3 separate regions of the Homo sapiens genome follow, and all the other regions are linked to region 1. The links are chromatin loops, found by intact Hi-C in ENCODE. Cell type or tissue: GM12878. All regions are shown on one strand. Region 1 overlaps GCLC-AS1 (GCLC antisense RNA 1). Region 2 overlaps ELOVL5 (ELOVL fatty acid elongase 5). Region 3 overlaps ELOVL5 (ELOVL fatty acid elongase 5).

Region 1 (5,000 bases):
ATAATTTATTCTAATGAAGAAATTTTAATAAATAAATATATCAATGCTATGTCTACATGGAAGTAATTTTTACATGTGTAAATAGATCCATACATAGTGTACAAAGTACATAAGCCATTTTTGAGGGAACTTTTATCAAATTAATTTCTTTTATATTAGACTGTCTACTGACAAACTGCTTTACTCAGCTTCCAGTTTCAGAAACAACATTTAATAATTGCTTATTCACAAAGAACAGCAGTCCCTTTATTCACTCAAAAATTTTTGGCTTACAGCCTTGTAGGCAGAGTTCACTGCACTATTTATAACTGTCCACACAAATTGGTCATAAAAGGATGGTATTTGGGGTTAGGTCATTCAGTTCCCTGCAGAACTCAGTAATAAACCTAGTAGCTACACTTAGAAATGCTACTTTATTATTTATATTTAGAGTTTTTTTCTATTTAAAGTACAACAGTTTATTTAAATCAGCAACTTATATTTGAGTAAAGCTTTTTTTTCTGTTTCCAGCAGGTAGTTTACTTAATATTCATGTGCAATATGAAATAGAAAGATTCCTGTTCTTGGAAGAAAAATCTATTAGAATCAATTTTCCCTAGTCGCTGATATATATGGAGTTTCCGTGCTTGGGCAAGTCCTTGAAAACAAATGCAGAAACAAACTTTTAAATCCTTTATAAACCCCCATCATGTGGGAATGATAATATATAATTACCTCACTTGTTAAATAGCTCTATCTGTTCCTCAAAGGTTTATTTAAATATTGTTCTTTCATGAAAGGATGTTTTAAAACAAAAATAGGGGGAAGGAGGGGAAATAGAAGTGCTCAATAAACAGGTTTATTAAGGGAAATTAAAAATCTTCGTGGTTTCATATATTCTACTGTGGACTATGAATGATGGACTTCGGTCTCGAGGTTGAATTTGGTTTTTAATAGATGTAAATTCAAATATTTGGATTTTCTGGATCTAAAGCCAAAAACTTAAACAAATGAACATTTTAAAGTAATATTTGATTATTCTCTGAAAGAAAAGTAATTCTGCCTGTCTAATCCAGTAATTTACATAATTTAGTGATTTGCTTGTCGATAATGAACAAATTGCCCTTGCCCTAGTATATTACTGTAATGGTTCATTTTCATTAAGACGTCTGTGGCTGGGCACGGTGGCACATACCTGCAATCCCAGTACTTCAAGAGGCTGAGGCGGATGGATCGCTTGAGCTCAAGAGTTTAAGACCAGCCTGGACAATATGGCGAAATCCTGTCTCTAGAAAATACAAAAAATTATCTGGGCCTGGTGGCACGTGCCTGTAGTCCCAGCTACCCAGAAGGCTAAGTGGGAAGATCACTTGAGCCCGGGAGGTGGAGGTTGCAGTGAGCCAAGGTCGCGCCACTGCACTCCAGCCTGAGCAACAGAGTGAGACCCTGTCTCAAAAAAAAAGACGTCTGCCAACTTTTCAAAAAAGGGGTAAAGCTTTTTTTCAAGTGTGCAACCTAAACAGAAAAATGCGGAGTCAAATTAAAAAACACACTAAAAAAGAAAGGCTTGCCAAATTCTAGATTCAAATGAATTGGGAAATAGATGAGTCGATGGTTCATTACAGATGTGGTACCAATGTACAGAAGTAGTCTGAAAAAGATAATTATGAAATAAGCCACAATTGACTCTGAAAGGCCACTTAGGGTAGAGCAGAGAGGATGAAATGATCATTAAAATCAATGGTTAAGGCAAAAAACATCATCTTCTAACACACATTTCCTACACCTGGTGCTGTATGTAGTCAGAAGGGGTATGTGGATAACAATGTGAAATATGGAATAAAGAAAATAATCAATATTTCAAGCCTAATACCAATGAAATCACTGGTGTTCCCTCACTCTCCCAGGAACTGGGTTCCAGAGTTTCTTACACATTCTTCTTGCAGTACTAAGTGCTCTGAAGCTCAGGGTTGTTGATGCGTGCTCCATACGGCCTGTTCTCTTCTCTGTCTCCCAGGCTCTGCCCATTACCCAGTAGTGATAAAACTAAGAAAAAGTTTTCCATCCCTTCATGGCCTCTGCAGCCCTCACTTCTTGTGATTGGAGTCAATCTTCCTGTTAACTTTGTGACATATTCTTCCTCATGTCATTACTGTCATAAGTCTAGTCACTTCTAAGGATATTCTACTGCCCTCCTGAGAAAAAGAAAATTTTCTCCACAAGGATTTCAACACTTTTGTAAGGCCTCAGGCAAAAACTTGGCCCCATTTTGCTTGTTGCACCTGGTGCCACTAGATAGCGCTCTCATTTTATTCTTCCCAGTCTACCATCGTCACCAGTTTACATGATGCTTAGTCATACATCTGTCCATGGATACATAATAGCATTTTTCAGTGACCACCAGAGTCAGTAACTGTGCTCAGTCCTGGAAATTTAATGTCGAGCAAAGTCAAAACCAACCTCAGACCTTTTGGAACTTCCTTTCTAGGGAGAGGGGAGATATGGATCCAATAACCACCAAATGCATAATTAGAAACTATGTTAAGTGTTGTGAAGGAAAGGCTCAGAAAGCTGTTAGAGCATATATGAGGATACTCATCCATCCTGGCAGAAATGAGGGGTTTGTTCCAGGGAAGGCTTCCCTAAGCAAGTAACATTCATGCTGATATCTGAGTTTTCTATGCAAAAAGAAGAAAGAAGGTTTCAGGCAGAAGCAAGAATATGTGTTAACTCCATGACACATTCAGTAATGAAAGAAGGTTAGTGTGTAGGAGCTAAATACATCTGGAAACGTTGGGAGGTACTGAAAATCTACACATTCTGGCCAGGAAGTTAAGAAACAAAGCTGTTCAGCACCCTCCTGATTTTCTCAAATATCTCAGTCCTGAAACTGTCAACTTTCTCCATTCTAAGAGGCCCAACTAGGGGAGTCCTTGCTAAGCAGAACCCCCACCACTCCAGACAGATAGTATTGTGACCACGAAATCAGCTTCCTTCTGGTAGAGTACATCATGTGCAACTTTAAAGTTGCAATGTGTAATCAGAAAGGATTCTGACAGCAAAGGGTGGTGCAGTATCCCAGACTGGCAAGATCAAAGAGCTGTTACTATTCCTAGCCTAAAAGAGAATGGAGGGGGAAAAAAAAGCAGTTTTTAGAACTGGTATAGGTTAACTGTATGGAGAGGGCACTCGACAAGAGACACCACGTTTGATAAAAGAATCAGCCAATCTGTGATGGCCTCTTAGGGAGGCAACTGGGAAGAGAAAGAAACCAATCTGTCCTCCCACTCTCCAATCTCTTGTCACTGTTGGAACCCAACTGGAAGCCAGAGAGCAAGGACACCCACATGGGTCATTTTCCCAAGACATATAGCAGAATGTAAAATGGTGAACGGGCATACCCGATGGTAGTCAGGAGAGTTAAAGCATAGTGCCCAGTTTCAAATCTTAGAGGTGCCACTGAGAAGGGGCGTGGTCTTAGGAAGGTTAACTCATCTCTCCATGCTTCAATTTCCTCATCTTTAGAATGGAAATAATGCCAATAATACATTGGTTTGTTTTAGAGATTCATAAAGTGCTTAGAGTAGTGCCTGGCACATGGCTAGTGCTTACAAATATTCTTAATTTTTCTCTTAATTCATTTTACAGAAGAAACTGCAATTTAAAGAAGATAAATGACTTATTCAAGATCCCATTGCCAGAAGGGGCATAATCAAACCCAGAATCCAGGCCTTCTGGTTCTTGTCTTAGCACTGTTCTCTTCCCCAAGCTGTCTCTTCCACGCCCTTCTCCAGAATCACCACCATAATTATTACTGAACTGACTAATTCAGTGAGCACATTCTAAATTTCTTTCTGTTTGTTGGTTTATGGAATATTCACACTTTAAAAAATTTATTTTTTAAATAGGAAACTATTCCTCCTATTCTCTATAGCTTAATGCAAATAGAAACCTGAGCCCCTTCCTCACCCAGTTAACTTGGAATTATAGACCCTATCATGGTAAATGTGAGGTTGATGACAACGGGGCCTTTTTGGACTTCTCAGTGGAAAACTCTCAGCTGTACAGTCAACTTGGGAGCCTCTTAGGTTTTCTCATATACTCAAAGAAGAACTGAGGGATGACAGGTTAGATTTAACTAACTGAAATGCCTCAGAACAATTAATAACCCAAATAATTGGAATGGGTGGAACCAACCATCTTCTCGGTCTTAGGAAACATCCTACTAGAAGTTCCAGATCTGAGACAAGTATTCACAAGCTCACCCAGTGTTTATGTCAGTGGCCCTACCACACGATGAGACAACCAGGAATGAGATCTTAACTTTATCTTTGCCTCTGCTCTGTTGCTTGTTCCCCAAGTTCACCAGGTCACTAAGTCCTATATGTGTAAAGTAGCCAAGTAATTTATCATCTAAGTTAGGATGCTGTTGAGATAAGGGGGTAGTATTAACTATTACACTGGGAAAACAGGCACAAGCATGAACTCTCCTGGGCAAATTGGGACATATAATCATCCCAATCTTAGAGCACTTTGACTCCTATCACATCCTCCCTCATGACGTACATGCTACTGTAAGAAAAAGTCTAGTTATATCCTTATATCTAACTGTACAGAATAGACTTATTGTTGTAATCATTATATAAAAACAATGTATTAAGACTTACATGTTTACCATTTTCTCAGCCTTTTTTTTTTTTTTTTTTTTTTTTTTTTTAGATGGAGTCTCACTCTGTGGCCCAGGCTGGACTGCAGTGGTGTAATCTCGGCTCACTGCAACCTCCGCCTCCTGGGCTCAAGTGATTCTCCTGCCCCAGCCTCCTGAGTAGCTGGGATTACAGGTGCACACCACCACATCTGGCTAATTTTTGTATTTTTAGTAGAGAAAGGGTTTCACTATCTTGGCCAGGCTGGTCTCAAACTCCTGACCTCAGGTTATCTGCCCACCTCAGCCTCCCAAAGTGCTGGCATTACAGGTGTGAGCCACTGCGCCCAGCCAAACAAAGACTTTACTGTTGAAA
Region 2 (5,000 bases), 130 kb after region 1:
AGGTGGCCTATTTCCTGCCACATTGTCCTCTCCCTAGGACTGTTTGCAGCATAGCAGCTGGCTTCCCCCAGAGCTAGTGGTCCTAGAAACACAGACAGAAACATGCCAGCTGACCAAGATAGAAGCCACAACATCTGTTATCACCTAATCCCAGAAGCGACATACCATCCCTTTTGCTTTATTCTGTTGGTCACACACACAACCCTGGTTCATCGGGAAAGGGCACTACATAAGGGTGTGAGTATCAGGTGTACCAGGATCTTTGGGGGCATCTTAGACTCTGCCTCCCATAGATACCGTATTTACTTGAAGAAAGCTTGAGGTCCTGTAGTCTAGGTAATGAAACGAATATAATAGGAAGCAGCTCAGTTTAGGATTGATGATAATAGAGCCAGAGCCCACGTTTCTCAACCAGTGTTCAGGTTCTTCCTATCACCCATCTTGCCTCCTTCCAAGGAATGTATGGAATTGTCCTTGGCCAAACATTTGATTTGGCAGCAGCAGCAGCAGCAGCCTGTCAGCAGTGTTCCATACTGCCCCAGTTCAATATGATGAAACAGGGAGTTACTAAATTCCTTTCTGTGTCCCAAGAACAGCTACTAGGGATTACAAGGAGCAAGACAGATACGTTCCTTGTTCTCACAGAGCTTTATAGACTTGGCCACTGTTGACTCCTGGTAGTAATGGTGTTATGGATCTCCTCTACTGATAGTAATATTTCTGCAACAGCATCCCCCAAAAAAGAGCTTACCGGTAAAAAATCCATCAGGTGCAGGATGGATTAATGTATGCTTGTTATGTGTGATGTGTACCATGTCACACAGTGTTTGAAAAATATGAGAACTGATCTCTATCTTGATACGAGGTTTTATTTCAGCTTGAGAGATGTTTGAAAAAATATGATTGCCTCCCCGCCCCCCGCCCCACCTGCGCATCCCCTCCCCCCAGCTGGTGGAATTAGAGGAAACAGGGAATTGCTGCAGAATTTGTTGGAATAAAAAATAACTTGTCCTTGAGACCATCATCCTAGTCTAGGCTCTGTCTCTGTAATACAGTGTATGGATACCGTCTGGGTGATAAAAATTAAAGGGTGGCAGGGGATTTTAGTAAGAGTCCAAAACTTAATTGATATATATAGCAGTGGTTCCCAAAGCAGGCTGTTTCCCAGAATTACCTAACGATCTTTTCAAAAAGATATTTCCTAGCATCTATTGAATTAGAATTTCTAGGATTGGATCCCAAAAACCTGATTTTAAAGCTGTTAGGTGATTTTAAGATGCAACCAGATTTGAGAGCCCATTGATATGAAACTCTAGAAAGTCATTCATTCATTGATCCACTCATTATTCATTCATTCACTCTTAGTTTCAATGAGCAATCAATAATTGGTCAGGCACAGATCCAGACACTCTAGCGATAAAATGGGAACACCAGAGGTTCTGCCGTTGAAGAGCTTAGAGCCTAATAGGATGTGGACAGATAAACAGATAATTACAGTATAACTGATAATCACAGCACTTAAAAAATAAGCCTGTAATTTTATCACTGATTGAGATACAGTAGAAGTGATGATGAAGAGTATGAAAATGAGGTCAGGGAGGATTGCTGCCCCTTTACTTCCCATCTAGGTCTTAATTACAGAGATCTTAAAGAACTCTGTTACCAAACATCTTCTTCCAAACAACTTTTTTTTTTAACTTGATAATGTTATTTTAAAACTACATAGTTCTGTATCTTTTTCTCGTAAAACTATATGAATTCAGGCAATACTAACACATGTCACCATCTTTTATGTAAATACATGAAGATGTCCTCTTGAGAGACTGCATGGGGTATTTTAAGAATGATAGGCAATAGAGTTGGAGATGTGGTTCAAATTCTGGCTCCACCCAACCTCTGTGACTTTGGCAACTCAGCCCCCTTTTCAGTTATGGTAAATGAATAAGTTTATTGGCCATCTATCATATGCTAGTTGCCAGGAGTACAAAAAAAAAGGCTTATCAGATGCAGATTTATTTCTGCTCTGTACTAAGGTTGGGATAGACACTGGCCTGCTCTTCTACTCACAGAGAAGTCAGTGACCAGCATCTCCTTGACATTTCAGAGGAATTTATCTAGAGTCTTTTATAAATCCCCAGATTCACAAGTATCATTTGTGAGTCCATGCCAAATAGAAAATAACAGAGCTGTGAGGTATGGATGTGAGCATGTTTCACTGCCATGGACCTTGCAGGGAACTCCAGTTTATGCCTTAGCAAAACTCTTCCATAAACATTGAATATGAAACTGATCATTGTCAAAGGTCTCTGTAATGATGATAATAATAGAAACATTTTTACGGTACTTGCTGTGCCACACACTATTCTAAGCATTTCACATATCTTAACTCATTTAATCACATGAGGAAGTTAATGTAATTACCCTCATTTTACAGTCTAATAAACTAAGGCACAGAATGTTAAGTAACTTGCCCAAGGTTACACAGCTAGTAAGTGGTGAAGCAGGGATTTGAACCCAGGCTCTCTGGCTCCAAAGTGTATGTTCCTAACCACTACCACCCAAAAGTGGTTGAGCCACAGATGTCTTTGCACACTGCTTACTAATTTGTACTGTGGCAGAGGTCATGTCTGTCTCTGTCACTTTCCTGTTCCTCACAAGCAATACTGCTTGACACAAAGTAGACACTCATTAAATAGTTTTTAACTCAGTGAGTCAACTGCCTTTCAAATGGCTGGTAGCCTGAAAAGCAGTCATTCTGAGAATCATTGGACACACAGAAATAAAACCAGTCAGGAGGATGACTAACTCCTGCACCTGATGGATTTTTTTTTACCTTGCTTCACTGCAGCCTTGTGGGCATTAATTAGTTACTGTCAGCAAAGTTCTATGTGAAAGTGGAGTTCTAAGTCCAACTGCAGCAATCTGGCCTTCACCCACCAGCAAGGAGCATTCTGTGTGTGAATTATCGTTGTCTTTTTCCAAATAACAGTGTGCTTCACTCAATTAAAAGTTATCACCACTTCTTCTTCTAGTTTCAAAAGAAAATTAAGTTGGCAGCTTTAAGATGATAAAACTCTACAAGAGTAATTTTCTACAGTGGTGAACCCTTTTCTGAATGCTCGTTTGTTGTGTGGATTGTTGTAAATGGTCCTTGTCTTGACTCTGCTGAGAACTGGGGGAAGAACTTTGAACTTGACTGTACATTTCTTCTTTAGCTGTGAATAAGAATTCCCCTAGAATAAAGTTCTAAAATCATGTTACCCTCCCGCTACCAACTGCTGAAAAAATGTTCTATATCTGAGTTTTTAAGATCAAGTGTATTTGTGTGTTGCCTTTCAAGACTAGAATACATCTTTGTCTCCCAGTGGGGAAGAAATTTCCTTGAATGTTTAAGAGGTGTGTGTGTTTGCCCCTCTCCCCTCTCTCTCTCCCCTCTCCCTCTCCCCTCTCTCTCTCCCCTCTCCCTCTCCCCTCTCCCCTCTCCCCTCTCCCCTCTCCCTCTCCCCTCTCCCCTCTCCCCTCTCCCCTCTCCCCTCTCCCCTCTCCCCTCTCCCTCTCCCCTCTCCCCTCTCCCTCTCCCCTCTCCCCTCTCCCCTCTCCCCTTTCTCCTCCCCTTTCCACGGTCTCCCTCTCATGCCGAGCCAAAGCTGGACTGTGCTGCTGCCATCTCGGCTCACTGCAACCTCCCTGCCTGATTCTCCTGCCTCCGCCTGCCGAGTGCCTGCAATTGCAGGCGCGCGCCGCCACGCCTGACTGGTTTTCTTATTTTTTTGGTGGAGACGGGGTTTCGCTGTGTTGGCCGGGCTGGTCTCCAGCTCCTAACCGCGAGTGATCCGCCAGCCTCGGCATCCCGAGGTGCCGGGATTGCAGACGGAGTCTCGTTAACTCAGTGCTCAATGGTGCCCAGGCTGGAGTGCAGTGGCGTGATCTCGGCTCGCTACAACCTCCACCTCCCAGCCGCCTGCCTTGGCCCCACAAAGTGCGGAGATTGCAGCCTCTGCCCGGCCGCCACCCCGTCTGGGAAGTGAGGAGCGTCTCTGCCTGGCCGCCCATCATCTGGGATGTGAGGAGACCCTCTGCCTGGCTGCCCAGTCTGGAAAGTGAGGAGCGTCTCTGCCCGGCCGCCATCCTACCTGGGAAGTGAGGAGCGCCTCTTCCCGGCCGCCATCCCATCTAGGAAGTGAGGAGCGTCTCTGCCCGGCCGCCCATCGTCTGAGATGTGGGGAGCGCCTCGGCCCAGCCGCGACCCCGTCTGGGAGGTGAGGAGCGTCTCTGCCCGGCCGCCCCGTCTGAGAAGTGAGGAGACCCTCCGCCTGGCAACTGCCCCGTCTGAGAAGTGAGGAGCCCCTCCGCCCGGCTGCCACCCCGTCTGGGAAGTGAGGAGCGTCTCCGCCCGGCAGCCACCCCGCCCGGGAGGGAGGTGGGGGGGGGTCAGCCCCCGCCAGGCCAGCCGCCCCGTCCGGGAGGGAGGTGGGGGGGTCAGCCCCCTGCCCGGCCAGCCGCCCTGTCCGGGAGGTGAGGGGCGCCTCTGCCCGGCCGCCCCTACTGGGAAGTGAGGAGCCCCTCTGCCCAGCCAGCCGCCCCGTCCGGGAGGGAGGTGGGGGGTCAGCCCCGCGCCCAGCCAGCCGCCCCGTCCGGGAGGGAGGTGGGGGGGTCAGCCCCCTGCCCGGCGAGCCGCCCCGTCTGGGAGGGAGGTGGGGGGGTCAGCCCCCTGCCCAGCGAGCCGCCCCGTCCGGGAGGGAGGTGGGGGGGGTCAGCCCCCCGCCCGGCCAGCCGCCCCGTCCGGGAGGTGAGGGGCGCCTCTGCCTGGCCGCCCCTACTGGGAAGTGAGGAGCCCCTCTGCCCGGCCACCACCCCGTCTGGGAGGTGTACCCAACAGCTCATTGAGAACGGGCCATGATGACAATGGTGGTTTTGTGGAATAGAAAAGGGGGAAAGGTGGGGAAAAGATTGAGAAATCGGTTGGTTGCTGTGCTGTGTAGAAAGAAGTAGACATGGGA
Region 3 (5,000 bases), 160 kb after region 1:
CCTTTTTTTTTAAAAAAAAAAAAAGATGGTCTTGCTCTGTTGCCCAGGCTGAAGTGCAGTGACATGGTCATAGCTCATTGTAACCTCAAACTCCTGGGCACAAGTGATCTTCCTGCCTCAGCCTCCCAGGCAGCTGGGACTGCAGGAGCATGCCACTGTGCCCAGCTAATATTTTTATTTTTTGTAGAGATGGAGTCTCACTTTGTTGCCCAAGCTGGTCTCAAATTCCTGGGCTCTGGCAGTCCTCCCACCCTGGCCTCCCAAAGCACTAGGATTACAGGCGTGAGCCACCACATCTGGCCTCACTTTTTTTTTTTTTTAAGGTCCTAAATAATCACCATTATTGCCATCAGTGTTTACTGATTTTCTTTGCTCTGTGAAATTTATTCTTTCCTTTTTGATTCAATTTTTTTCGTAAGTAGTTCTTTCTATGAAGGGCAATATCTTAGTCTGAGTGTCATGTTATTTGCCTTTACACTTGAATAATATTTTATCAAGGCATAGAATTCTAGATTAACAGTTATTTTTCCTCAGCACTTTGAAGATTTATTCCAGAGAAGTCTGCTGTGGTCCCACTTTTGCTCATTTGTAGGGTAATCTTTTTTTCTTTCTAGGCACTTTGAAAATTTTGCATTCTTCCATTCACTCCTACTTCCTTCATTTGTTTTTAATCTGTTTCATCCATCTATTGTGTTTTTAGTTTAAATGGCTATGTATCTTTTACTTCTGAAAGTTCACTGCTTGCTCTTTTTTTATTCCATAACATGGAAGTATTGTCCCCCCCAGTGATATAGATTAGATGACAGTGATCTCCAAATTTAACCATTTGCTGTGTTGCCTTTTTAAGTATTCTATTAAAAGCTTGCTTACAGATATATCTGTGAGGTAATGCCTCTGGGATAATTATTGTCTGTGTTAAATTTCTTTACCTCCTAAAACAGAAGTAAAGGTTTGCCTAGTGTTCTGTGTAAGCATCCCAAACTAGTATTGTTGGGGGTCATCTCAGGTAAACATGCCTTTTCCACATAAAGATTTTGGAAGGAGTTGAATTTAAGCTGATTTCTCTTTTTCTAAAGAATAATTTGTTGTGGGGACCTCCCTCGCATTATAGGTAAGAATTGATTGTGTTGGAGTTTTTGCTGTGTTTTATACCACTTTCCTACCTGTGTTTATAGTGAGAGAGTTGGTTCTGCTTTTGTTCAGTTTGCCACGTTGCTAGAACCAGAAGTCAGTTTTTTTTCCTTTGAATTTGTTTTGAAAATTTGTGATGCTTTTTTATTGGAAAGATGAAAGAAGTTGAGCATTTGGTGACTGAATGCTTTGTTTGTGCTTTCTAACCTCTGTAATTGTGGGCTGTGAAAGCATCTCCCCAGGCTCTGGGTTTGAAGGCCATCTGATGGAACCACAGAGCAGTTGCTTTGGAAACATAATATTCTAAACTGGTTGTTTTTCTTTCCCTTCAGGCTTTCCTAAAATAGATACGTTATTGTGGGAAAATAGGATTTGGAAAAACACTTAAGCAACCTGGCAATTGATTATTGAATTTTATTTGAAAAATAACTTTGTTTACCAAAATACTTTGAAAAGGCTATTTGCTGTTCTTTTTCCCATTTAGCAGAGGTATAGAGCAGTTGAAACATCTGGTGAAATTAGTACTTACAAGAAATGCCTGATCATTGCCTAGAATACTTTTCACTCTTAGTTTCCTTACAACTAAAATTCCTTGCTGAGAAAGAAACTTCTCTCAGGGCCTGAAAGGAAACAGTTAGTTGTCCCTAGTGTATCTGACACTGCCCTGAGAGAATGCCTCACGGTAGGGAGAATGGAGAGAAGGATGCAGCTCAAACATCCTTCATTCCTCACCCACACCCAGGGGAGGGGAAGGGAATACTTTCTACAGAGAGGAAGCCTTCTGGCTTGTCCAGAGCCAGGCCTCACTCCTCTAAACTTGCCCCTGCAACACCTGGAGAGCTTGGCTCTGCAGCTGGTGTAGCTAGGAGCACATCACTCTACAGATCCTCAACTAAAGTGGACTTAACTCTGCAAAGCAGGCGTCAGTGGGTAGGCTGGAGACCTTCCTTTAAATGACACAAATTATACTTTGGCTGGGACATCCAGCACCACCTTAGCCCTAGTTGGAAGCAAAAGTACTTAACATTTGCCTAAGATCATAGCAAAGACAGATAGTGCCTACCTTATGTCAGGTATTGGGCTAACTAATCTAATGCTTATTGCACTCTTACCATCTGCTTTCTACAGAGGGAAAGTTCTGGGAGGCCTGAACAGGGAGAACTGCTAGCATAAGAGGGCAGGGCTTGAGGATTCAGGGAAAATGCCAGACATACCTGTTTCAGTTTGGATTGAGGACAGGCTGTTTCTTTGTGTTTTGTTTTAAAGACTTCTCAAGTGTACAGAACCTGTCTTTTTTAACTTAGCCAAGAGTGTTACGTTCAGCTATAACCCAGGGGTATTCCTGTTCACAAGGAGAAGGAAAAAAAAAAAACACCTGTGGAGGTCATGGGTGTGAAATTATCTTAATGGGCATCCTTATGCTCTGGACATGAAAGATTTGAAATGTAAAAACCACATGCTTTGACCTGGCACTCCCTAATAGCACTGCGAAAATTGGCCAACTAAACCCTAGAGGAAATAGGTACTTTCAATTTTGAGTAGTTCATGGTTAATTTTAAACCAAACATCTGCGGAAGAAAAAGATGCAGTTAAAGGTCTGCTTTTCCACAGAATTCTTCATGGACAGAGTATCCCTACCATGTTCTTACTAAGAATTCAAAAACAGATGAAGAAGGGCAAAGATGCTTGGAACTGCTGTTTGAGGTGCATTTGGACTGAGAGTCAGGATTCCTTTGTGCTAATCCCAGTGGTACCAAGACCTGGGCCATCCTTATCACTTCTCATTCCCTGTTTTCTCATTAAAAATACGAGCTTGTACCAGATCTAAAAAATACACAGTTGAGGACTCACACAGAAACAAAGCTATGAAGAGGGTCAACCCTACGTATTCTTGGAGATTTTGCTTAGAAAAGCACCTTAGGTCCTGTGATGTAGTTGAACTTGAGTATGGATAGTCTATTTTTCATTACTTTTTACCCCATTTCTGCATAGGAGGTAGTAAACATGCAGCTTCATCAAGCTCTTATCACCAGAAGCAGCCAGTCTTCTTTGGAAAGGGGTTATCTTGTTGCTCTGACATCTTGGGATGCTGATGTTAATGGCTGATAAGGGCCACCCAAGATGATGTTTTCCTCCTTTTTCTTTAAGTGTTTCCAGTGACCTTGTTTCCTGAGATGTTTCAGTAGCATTCCAGAAAGTGCCATGGAAATGGTTATTATGCTAAAGGTTACAAGTTGTTTGTGGTTAAATGTGTTATTAGATGGGAAAAGTCAACTCACCGTTAAAAATGATTCACTCCTGGCTGGGTGCAGGGGCTCACACCTGGAATCCCAGCACTTTGGGTGGCCAAGGCAAGCAGATCACTGGAGCTCAGGAGTTTAAGACCAGCCTGCGCAACATGGTGAAACCCCATCTTTACAACAAAAATATAAAAATTAGCCGGGCATGACAGCGTGCACCTGTAGTCTCAGCTACTTGGGAGGCTGAGGTAGGAGGATGGCTTGAGCCCAGGAAGTGGAGGTTGCAGTGAGCTGAGATTGTGCCACTGCACACCAGCCTGAGCAACACAGCCAGGCCCTGTCTCAAAGAAAAAAGATTCACTCCATGAATTATGTCATCCAGAACCAGGTGTGAAACTCACCTACATTTTTTTCTTTCATTGAAAAGGTGCATGAAACCATCAGGGTTATTGACTTTATCTCATATGGAGAAAAGAGCTTGTAGCTAGGTTTTAATTATAGCTCTGCACATCCTCTTGGCCTAATTAAAGTTTGCTTTACTCCAAGGAAGGAGGAAGTGTATAAAGCTTTGCAGTGGTACTGTTTGTATCTCAGTTCCTCAGAAAAAAGCCTGCAAATAATGCCCCTGGGTGGTTCTTGGAGTTGGCAGTGGTATGGAAAATTTCGTTAGGTAGTGGTTAGCTGTTTGTGATGGCCTGCTTTTTCATTATAGTATAGTCCTGTCCTCTTTCGATCTGATTCTCAGAAGCCCAAGGTAGACAGACACCTGCCCCTATTTTCAGTACTTCACCTTCTCCAGCCTACTGGGTCCTCTCACCCTGTGGTGTCTACTTAACACGCAACTTGAAGAATTTCTGGGAAATTGACCAAAACAGCTCTTTGGAAAGAAGCTAGGCCTCAGTCCCAAAGGGAAAGGTGGCTGATGTGACTTTGACTTGAGGATTGTCTCCTGTGATGTGCTCCTAGTGGGGCTACAGGGGTCAGTCCTTTGCTTTGAGCACCTCTGTAGTCCACTACCCATGGACACATTGCTATCCTCTGAGGGGGATGGAGGGAGTAGAGCCCTCTACTGCTAGCCCATTTTATGGAGGTTTGATGAGGGTCTTAGGTGAATAAGCTTCAACTCAGGTCCTTGGTCTTGGTTTGTTAAATTATTCTATCCTTTCTGAAGCCAGGGAGATTTGAGAATTTCCATGACCCCATTATGAAATTGATGATGAAGAGTTTTCATCTTGTGAACAGAGTTCAGATGAATATGATCACAAAGTCAAGCCTCGTTTAAAATACTATGAAGCTCTCTTTATTGCTGCACATGAAACATTAGGCCTAGATTTAGGGGAAAGAATTGGCAGTCTTGAACTCTTTGTCATTTGTTTAGCAAATATTTGTTTGACATCTCTGGTACGCTAATCCCTGTGCTGGAATATGTTGATGCAGATGCAGGAGCCACAGTCACCACCCTTCGAAATCTTACAGAAGAGCACACAACAGGCCCATTAACAAAGGGAGCATGTGAGCAAACAGCTACAGGTCACTGCAAGGTGAGGGTAGAGGAAGGAGAATAGACCTCAGGCTCTAGTGCTCAAGGGAGTAATCATGAAGAAAATAGAATTTTAACTGAACTTTGAA

Evidence for each region. Hi-C counts contacts between places; a loop is a spot of excess contacts. Peaks named below come from ENCODE experiments on the same cell type or tissue, not always from the same donor. Only the 100,000 strongest peaks of a DNase experiment are listed, where the experiment ranks them.
Region 2: it touches region 1 in a loop (2.2-fold over the local background); 6 of 110 quality-filtered maps call a loop at or near these places.
Region 3: it touches region 1 in a loop (2.3-fold over the local background); 11 of 110 quality-filtered maps call a loop at or near these places.

The regions. Positions count from the first base shown.
Region 1 is chr6:53,435,051-53,440,050 of GRCh38, reverse strand. The region is part of intron 1 of GCLC-AS1 (GCLC antisense RNA 1); the gene reads right to left. Among named protein-coding and RNA genes, the nearest start is that of GCLC-AS1, 6.1 kb to the right of the region's middle. In GM12878, a CTCF peak has its summit at 2,276 (motif pointing right); a DNase peak (open chromatin) is centred at 2,280.
Region 2 is chr6:53,304,812-53,309,811 of GRCh38, reverse strand. All of the region lies in intron 1 of ELOVL5 (ELOVL fatty acid elongase 5), which reads left to right. Among named protein-coding and RNA genes, the nearest start is that of MIR5685, 30 kb to the right of the region's middle. RefSeq lists an enhancer at 4,918-5,000. In GM12878, no CTCF peak of the experiment used is centred here; DNase peaks (open chromatin) are centred at 71 and 2,751; H3K27ac peaks cover 1,554 bases.
Region 3 is chr6:53,279,326-53,284,325 of GRCh38, reverse strand. The region is part of intron 3 of ELOVL5 (ELOVL fatty acid elongase 5); the gene reads left to right. Among named protein-coding and RNA genes, the nearest start is that of MIR5685, 4.8 kb to the right of the region's middle. RefSeq lists an enhancer at 1,068-1,237. In GM12878, no CTCF peak of the experiment used is centred here; a DNase peak (open chromatin) is centred at 2,604.